2 separate regions of the Homo sapiens genome follow, and region 2 is linked to region 1. The links are chromatin contacts, found by Hi-C or POLR2A ChIA-PET in ENCODE. All regions are on one chromosome and are shown on one strand. Each heading gives the region's core, a stretch centred on a gene start or an enhancer-like site at or near the end of the contact. The rest is flanking DNA. Distances are from core to core; before and after follow the strand shown. Region 1 holds the start of APTX (aprataxin). Region 2 holds the start of RIGI (RNA sensor RIG-I).

Evidence for each region. A loop is a pair of places that touch in the nucleus more often than their neighbours do. ChIA-PET counts read pairs that join two places held with the same protein, here RNA polymerase II (POLR2A). Pooled maps may share reads with other maps.
Region 2: a map of CD8-positive, alpha-beta T cell shows a loop between it and region 1 (31-fold over the local background). The contact joins the promoter of RIGI here to the promoter of APTX in region 1. A Hi-C loop is called at or near these places in 1 of 168 maps with a recorded cell type or tissue (CD8-positive, alpha-beta T cell) and 12 of 50 pooled maps. POLR2A ChIA-PET finds 5 or more read pairs at or near these places in 5 of 52 experiments (BJ, H1, HEK293T and 2 more).

The regions. Positions count from the first base shown.
Region 1 is chr9:32,999,983-33,004,298 of GRCh38, reverse strand. It overlaps APTX (aprataxin), which reads left to right and starts at 2,671. Exons shown (of 8, transcript NM_001195248.2): 1 at 2,671-2,732. LOC124902140 (a long non-coding RNA gene) reads right to left here and starts at 2,522. Exons shown (of 2, transcript XR_007061454.1): 1 at 2,240-2,522; 2 at 1,554-2,122. RefSeq lists enhancers at 2,473-2,742, 2,502-3,114, 3,115-3,726 and a silencer at 3,213-3,272.
Region 2 is chr9:32,524,058-32,528,418 of GRCh38, reverse strand. It overlaps RIGI (RNA sensor RIG-I), which reads left to right and starts at 2,223. Exons shown (of 18, transcript NM_014314.4): 1 at 2,223-2,358. The coding sequence starts at 2,253. RefSeq lists an enhancer at 2,073-2,322.

The sequences.
Region 1 (4,316 bases), core at 1,422-3,921:
TCTCTCATCTTCCTCCCACTCTCTCCACTTCTGAATCTCCAATGAACATTATACCACTCTGTATGCCTTTACATACCCAAAGCTTAGCTGCCAATTATAAGTGAGAACATGTGGTATTTGGTTTTCCATTCCTGAGTTACTTCACTTAGAAAAATGGCCTCCAGTTCCATTCAAGTTGCTTCAAAAGACATTATTTCATTCTTCTTTATGGCTGAGTAGTATTCTGTGGTGTATATGTACGACATTTTCTTTATGCATTCATCAGTTCATGGGCATTTAGGTTGGTTCCATGTTCTTGCAATTGCAAATTGTGAAAACAGGATCTCAAAGAGATATTTATACACTCATGTTCATAGCAGCATTATTCACAATAGCCAAATGGTGGAATATCCACGGGTGGATGAATGGATAAAGTATGGTGTGTACATGCAATGGAGTGTTATTCAGCTTTAAAAAGGAACTTTTTACACATGATACAATGTGGATGAAACTTGAGGACATTATATTAAGTGAAATAAGCCAGTCGCAAATGGGCAAATACTGTCTGATTTTACTTACATGAGGTACCTAGAGTGGTCAGACTCATGAAAACTGTAAGTAGAATGGTGGTTGCCAGGTGGGGGAGGGAAAATAGGGAGCTATTTAATCGATACGGAGTTTTTTTTTTGAGGCAGAGTCTTGCTCTATCGCCCAGGCTGGAGTGCAGTGGAGTGATCTTGGCTCACTGCAACCTCTACCTCCCGGGTTCAAGCAATTCTTCTGCTTCAGCCTCCCAAGTAGCTGGGACTACAGGCGAGTTCCGCCACGCCAGGCTGGTCTTGAACTCCTGACCTCAGGTAATCCACCTGCGTTGGCCTCCCAAAGTGCTGGGATTACAGGTGTGAGCCACCGTGCCTGGCCGAGTTTCAGTTTTTCAAGATGAAAAAGTTCTGGTGATTAGCATGGCAATATGAAGTGCCTGAAAGTCTTCACTGCCTGCCATACCTTTAGCTATACATTGTGCCATGTGATCTTGCTTTTCTGGCCACTAATACACTATAGACAATGGACTAGGCCTAACAAGCAGGACGTGGAAACTCTGCCCAATTTTGCACATTATATAGTGAATGATGTAATTAGAATGATCCAATCCAACTTTTGGATGCAAGACACACAAAGGCAGGTCAAAGAAGCACCCTTAACCGAGAGGGATGCTTAATTGAGGGAACAACAAAACTGGTCAGGTCACCAGAGTTGCCTCTTTTTATCTTGGGCAGTTGTGAACAACATTCCTCAGCTGTAAGGCCTGTGTGGCTGCTGAGATGCTGCTTGTGTTTTCCCACTTCCTTATATGACCCTAATATAAACCTGCATCTTCTCTGCTAACAAAAGCAAGCCTGTCCTCTGTGTTTCTTGGAAGATCCTCCCACCTTCTGTCTTGAAGGCTCTGATAGCTTCATCATACCATTAAGTCTCTGCTTTTCCATGGAAGGAAACAATACTCCACCTTGATGAAGAATGTGACTCCTTAAATCTCAATTTTGTTAAAGAAAAGATTATTCAATGATACTTGCTGAAGCATGGTAAGGAAGACTTTATTCAGGAACTTCATGATAGGTATATAGAGCTCACTGCAACGGGGTTTTGCAGTGGAAGAGAGATTAGGCTCAACTCCAAACAGCAGCATGGGCAAGTGGGCATTTATGGCCAAGGAGCTGTGTAGGGGTCAGTGGATGGAAAATTACTAAGAGGAAACATCGGGGTAAAGGAGTTTCTGGCTAAATATACCTAACAGGATTCTTGCTGGAGACAGGCCAAGGTAATCAGACATCATCTGGGGGATAGTGGAGAATAAGGAACCTGATCAGATATTGAGAATAACCACATAAGGCGGGGTGGTGGTGGTGGTTCTTGGTAAACTGACTTAGCCAGGGTCTGTGCTAAAACTGGATTTTACAGGGAAGTGCACAGATGGGCCTAGCAGAAAATTCAGAAACCTAATTCAACCAAAGAATTTTTGCCAGTGTGTTGTACTTGAGAAAAATTATAAACTATACTTTTACCTCCGAGATAGGGATTGTTCCTTCTGCCAAAATGCCTTTGAATAACTGCAATATGATTCTTAGGGAACTTTCTGGAATTGCTGTAAAAAATCAGTACACGCATCTTATCCCTGCATCTTGCTTTTTTTCTCCCGGATTGCCCCTCAGTTCATTTAGTGTACACAGCACTACAAAAAACAGGTTTCCCTGCCTCTTACCGCTCCATTCTTTCCTCCCTGCACAAAGGAGAAAGCGGACTGTAGTTTAAAAAGCAAGTAGCAGTGCTACAGCAGGTTGTCTGCAGCAGGAGAGATGGCCTTAAAGGTTGTGAACGTCTCCTTATGGAGTATCGAGAAGCTGCACAGCCACCTAGAAACGTCCACAGAGGGATTGGGTCTGAAATGTCACCCAATTCAGAGACTGTGAGGCAGTGACAGGCGAGTGGCCCTCAGGCAGAGAGATGCTGAGAGAGCTGGTCCCCACAGGCATAACTTCCAGGATCCTCAGTTGGACCACGGCCCAGAGAGAACCCAATTGGGGCGGACGCTTTTTGATCTGGGAAGTGGGCAAGATTCTTTCAGCCAATCCGTTAGAGAGGTGCTGGTGACGTCACTGGTCGCGATACAGCCGGCCTCTGACGTCATCCCGCAGCGCCGGAAGCGGTGAGGCACAGATGAGTAACGTGAATTTGTCCGTCTCCGACTTCTGGAGGTAAGGCGGTCGTCAGCCTATCTCTTCTGCTGGCTGGGCTCAATGCCGCGGGTGAGCGTTCGGCCGAGGCTGCTCCTACCCTTGAGTGATGTGCCTTGAATGACGCTGCTTTCATGCGCTGCTCTCACGGCTGCTTTCTCCGTCCTCCCCTGTTACTACCTTGGGCTGTTTCAGCGGGCGCTCGCGTTGGTCTTCGACCCACTTTGCGTTTGTTCACGTGTGCTCCCGACACCTGTATGTACCTTGGTCGCAACACAAGCCGAAAAAATATTAGAGAATGGGCCCTGTCCAACCAAGGAGGCGGCCCAGCTTGTCGGGAAGGGCAGCGTTTCCGCCAGAAATGCTTCGTGAAAGGCACTTGAGGGACCTTAGCAGCATCCTCAACAGGCCTTGTAGGGAATGCCAGAAGAAGCAGTCCTTGGCCGGGCGGGGTGGCTCATGCCTGTAATCCCAGCACTTTGGGAGGCCGAGGCGGGCGGATCACCTGAGGTCGGGAGTTCCAGACCAGCCTGACCGACATGGAGAAACCCCGTCTCTACTAAAAATACAAAACTAGCCAGGTGTGGTGGCGCATGCCTGTAATCCCAGCTACTCGGGAGGGTGAGGCAGGAGACGTTCTTGAACCCGGGAGGCGGAGTTTGTGGTGAGCTGAGATCGCGCCATTGCACTCCAGCCTGGGCATGCCAAGAGCGAAACTCCGTCTCAAAAAAAAAAAAAAAAAGAAAAAAAAAAAAAGCCTTTCCCCATACATACCAGTGATAGTGGCTTAACAAAGCAGGGATAAAATTTCTATTTGGAATTGCTGTGATCTAGGTTTGGAACTTTTGGGGATTGTTCATATGTGAGACAATACAGATTTGTGCTCGTTCTTCTTAGTTACACAGTTATTACTTTCTTTTTTTCTTTTTCTTTTCTTTTCTTTTTTTTTTTTTTTTTTTTTTGAGACAGAGTCTCACTCTGTTACCCAGGCTGGAGAGCAACGGCGTGATCTCGCCTCACTGCAACCTCCGTCTCCCGGGTTCAAGCTATCTCTGCCTCAGCCTCCCAAGGAGCTGGGATTACAGGCGTGTGCCACGACGCCTGGCTAATTTTTTGTATTTTTAGTAGAGATGGGGTTTCACCATGTTGGCCAGGCTGGTCTCAAACTCCTGACCTCAGGTGATTCGCCCCCCTCGGCCTCCCAAAGTGTTGGGATTACAGGCGTGAGCCACTGTGCCCAGCCGCAGTTATTGCTTTCAAATGATCTTTTTATATGTCCACAGCTCCTGCTTGCCCTACCTTCGCTATTAACAAGAGTGATAATAGTGTTGAATGCTTTTTATCAGACACTGAGCTTTACATACTTTGTCCTTTAGCTCTTGTGACAACCCCATGGTGTAGAGCAATTGTTAATACCGCTTGACACTTGAGGGAATGAAGGCTTGGAGAGGTTAAATAACTTGCCTCAAGTCACACAGCGAGTAGGTGGTAGAACCAATGTTTGAATTCAGGCAGTCCAACTTCAGAGACCTTGATCTTCGCCACTGTTCTATATTGTTTTTCTTCGACTGTCCATTAAGCTCCCAGACACCTACTCTTTGTTAC
Region 2 (4,361 bases), core at 974-3,473, 480 kb after region 1:
GTATTTCTTTTTTTGTGTGTGTGTGTGAGATGGAGTCTCACTCTGTCGCCCAGGCTGGAGTGCAGTGGTGCAATCTCGGCTCACCACACCCTCCGCTTCCTGGGTTCAAGCGATTCTCCTGCCTCAGCCTCCCGAGTAGATGGGATTACAGGCGCCCACCACCACGCCCGGCTATTTTTTGTATTTTTAGTAGAGATGAGGTTTCACCATGTTGGCCAGGCTGGTCTCGAACTCCTGACCTCAGGTGATCCACCCACCTCAGCCTCCCAAAGTGCTGGGATTACAGGTGTGAGCCACCACACCCAGCCAATCATTTGTATTTCTATACCGTAGCAACAGACAATTTGAAAATGAAATCTTAAAAACAATTCCATTGACAGTAGCATCAAATAACATAAAATAGTTCAGAATAGCCAGGTGTGATGGCCCGTGCCTGTAGTCCCAGCTACTCTGGATGGCTGAGGTAGGAGGATTGCTTGAGTCCAGGTGGATCCCTTGAGCCCAAGAGTTCAAGGCTGTAGCACACTATAATTGTGCCTGTGAATAGCCACTGCACTCCAGCTTGGGCAACATAGTGAGACTCCGTCTGTAAAATAAAATGAAACAAAACTAAAATACTGCTGAGAGAAATTATAGACCTAAGTAAATGAAAAGGCATACCATGCTTATGGATTAGAAGACTCAATATTGTTAAGATGTCACTTCTCCCCAAGTTTATCTGTAGGTTCAATGCAATCTTGATCAAAATCCCCATAAACTTTTTTTGGGGGAAGGAAGGGGTAATTGACAAGTTGATTCTTATTTCATATGGAAATGCACAGGGATTCAAGGTTGCAGTGACCCCTGTTTGCACCACTGCACTCCAGCCTGGGAGACAGAGTGAGACCTTGTCTCAAAAAAGAAATTAAAAAAAAAAAAAAAAAAGGAATGCAAAGAATCTCAAATAGCTAATATCTTCACAGTGAAAAACAAATTTGGAGAACTTAGTAGTACTTGATTTTGAGACTTAGTTGAAATCTAAAGTAACCTAGAGACAATGGTATTGTCAAAGTAGTAGGAAGTAGAATATAACAAGAGTCAGAAATAGACACATATACATTCAATGGACTTGGTTTTTTTACAAAGGTCCCAAGGCTATCCAATGCCAAAAGGAAAAGTTTTCAACAAACGGTGCTGAAACAATTAGAAATATGGAAAAAGTGAACCTGGACCCCCCATCTCACGCCACAACAAAATTATTTTGAGATAGTAATAGACCCAGAAGTAAAGGCTAAAAATATAAATCTAAAAGGAAACAATATTTTCATGACCTTGGGGTAGGCAAAGATTTATTAAAGAGGACACAAAAAACAACAAACAGAAGAAAAACCTGAAAATTGCATCAATATAAGTGTCTGCTCCTCAAAAGACACCTTTAAGAAAATGAAATGGTAAGCCACAGACTGGAAGAAGATATTTCGAATACATATATTTAACAATTTTGTATCCTGAATAAATAACTCCTGTAAATCCATAAACCAAAAAACTCCAAAGTCAGGCAAAAGATTGGAGCAGATGCTTCACAAAAGATATATGAATGACCCAGTAAGCACATGCAAATGTGCCCACCATTAATTATATGGGAAATTAAAATTAAAACCACAATAATATACCATTTCACACCGACCAAGATGGAAGTTAAAATTAAAAAAAAAAAAGAAAGGCTGACCAATGTGTCTATCTACTGGAGCTCTCCTACTGCGGGTGGGAATGTAAACTGGATGTAATCAGTCATTTTGGACAACAGGTGGCGGTTTCCTATAAAGCTAAACATAGACTTACCCTGGCACCCAGCCGACGTGGGAGAACTGGGTACACAGGTGTACACTTTACAAAACTCATCGAATTGCACACTCAGATTGTGTGCATTTTACTGTGTCTAAACGTTAGCGCTATAAAAGCAAAACAAAATATAAGATCATAAAAATAAAAGCAATTCCTAGGGGTCCTCTCCGTTCCCGGGCTTCCTCGGTGCGGAGGGAAACGAAACTAGCCCGAGGCAAAACAGCCTCCGCGAACCCCGCCCGCCGCTAGTTGCACTTTCGATTTTCCCTTTAGTTATTAAAGTTCCTATGCAGCTCCGCCTCGCGTCCGGCCTCATTTCCTCGGAAAATCCCTGCTTTCCCCGCTCGCCACGCCCTCCTCCTACCCGGCTTTAAAGCTAGTGAGGCACAGCCTGCGGGGAACGTAGCTAGCTGCAAGCAGAGGCCGGCATGACCACCGAGCAGCGACGCAGCCTGCAAGCCTTCCAGGATTATATCCGGAAGACCCTGGACCCTACCTACATCCTGAGCTACATGGCCCCCTGGTTTAGGGAGGGTGAGTGTCTCCAGCGGCGCCTTCTCGGCGGAAAACAATTGAGGACTTGTTTTTCTCTTGCTTCGTTCCCTTCTTTTAATCAATGCAGAGAGCCTGCCAGACTCCCCAGGTTTGTGGTAAGATCTCCGCAGCATTTTAGGCTAGAGGTTGCCAGAGTTTGAGGAGCCCTCGGAGGCCTAGGTGGGGAAACTGAGTTCCAGCGAGGTGAAGTGACTTGCTTAAGGGTGCTCATCTATTTAGGTTCAAAGCTGGGGAAGAAATTTTGTTTCATTTATTTTCACTAATATTAAAGTCTACTGTGTGCTTGGCTGGGTACTGACAGAGATTGAGAAATAAGATAAGGGCTCTTCCTTAGTATACATTACAGTCCAAGGGATGGGACACAAAGGGCAGATAATTACAGTACTGAGCACAAAGTGCGGTCTGAGCTTAAAGGAAGTTGATGCTTACTCTGCCGAATCTTATTTGCACGCCTAAAGAAGTGGAAGCTGGAGAGGAGCCGGACTTTTCCAGACCGAATAGCTTTAGGCTTTAATACAGGTGTTTCCATCTAACTTCGGAGACAGGTGATCCTGGGTAATGACCATTTTGTAAATTTGTATCGAATTACTTTGTGCTGGAGATGAGCAGAGGCTTCTGGGAAAGAGGTGAAAGGAGGTGGTACTTAAAAGATATCGATGAGGCCGGGCGTGGTCCCTCACGCTGTAATCCCAGCTGTAGAGCACCCGATGCTGTTGCTGTTCGGGGTGCCACTATGTAACCCGCACGGACCTAGGGGACTGAACAAAGAGGGGCGAACGCGGGAATAAAAGACAAGAGACAAAAGAGTATATCTGGAAGAAGGGGTCAGGGGGCACCTTGCCTCTAGTGGACAAGGGCCCTGAGCTTTACACAGCCCTTCTTATTAGGCAAAAGAGATAGCGAGAAGGGGAGGTGCTTGTTGGCTGGCTGCTTGATTCACAGCAGGCTTGCAAGACTGCATTCTTTGAACAATAGGTGCTAGATTTCTCAATAAATAATTTCAAGGAGCCTGGCGCCAGGGAGTGAGGCGCTCAGCAAACCATTTGGTGGCAAGGCAGTGTGAGTTTGCCCAGGTGCTGCATTCATGATAAACAGTTTGCTGTTTGATCATATAGCCTCCAGCGGAATGCTGAGTTGGTCACATCCCAAGGGCCTTCGGCTCCCTGCAGCCAGCACTTTGGGAGGCCTAGGCGGGTGGATCACAAGGTCAGGAGTTCGAGACCAGCTTGGCCAATATGGTGAAACCCCGTCTCTACCGAAAAATACAAAATTAGCCAGGCGTAGTGGTGCACTCCTGTAGTCCCAGCTACTCAGGAGGCTGAGGAATGAAAATCGCTTGAACCAGGGAGGCAGAGGTTATGGTGAGATCGCACCACTGCACTCAGCCTGGGTGACATCGTGAGACTCTTGTCTCCAAAAAAAAAAAAAAAAAAAAAAAAAAAACCGAAAAACAAAAAAAAGTCGATGAGAGGGGGCCTGGGAATCCTAAAAGTCTCCAAGTGCCAGTCTTTCCTGATGTTATTGCAGTTTTTGGAAATGGCGTTAAGACCGGCAACTAACTTGAATGCTAATTGCTCTACAAAACTAAAAGAAAGGTTGTGGAATGGCATTCTAGTGACCAGTGTAGCTTGGCACCTGAAGAAGTACTTGGAAGAAACACTAACAACTGGTGTGAATTCCATTTTTTCATGCACTCATATATTGATTTGATACACTTTGATGGAATAAAATAAGCAACTCGTGTCAGTATTATGTTAGCATTGGAGGTAATTTACTCAGCACCTATTACCTAATAGTGTCATTGAAAGTTGAGGAAGCAATGATGAGCACAGTAGAAACTGTCCCTGCCCTAATAGTGATTAGTGTGTCTATGTGAATGCAGGTAACAAAATAGTAAATAATAAAGTGCAGCAGTGCTTTGATGGAAAAAAGCTGGGATGTCTACTAGAGTCCAAAGGGCACAGCCAAAGCTTCCCAGATAT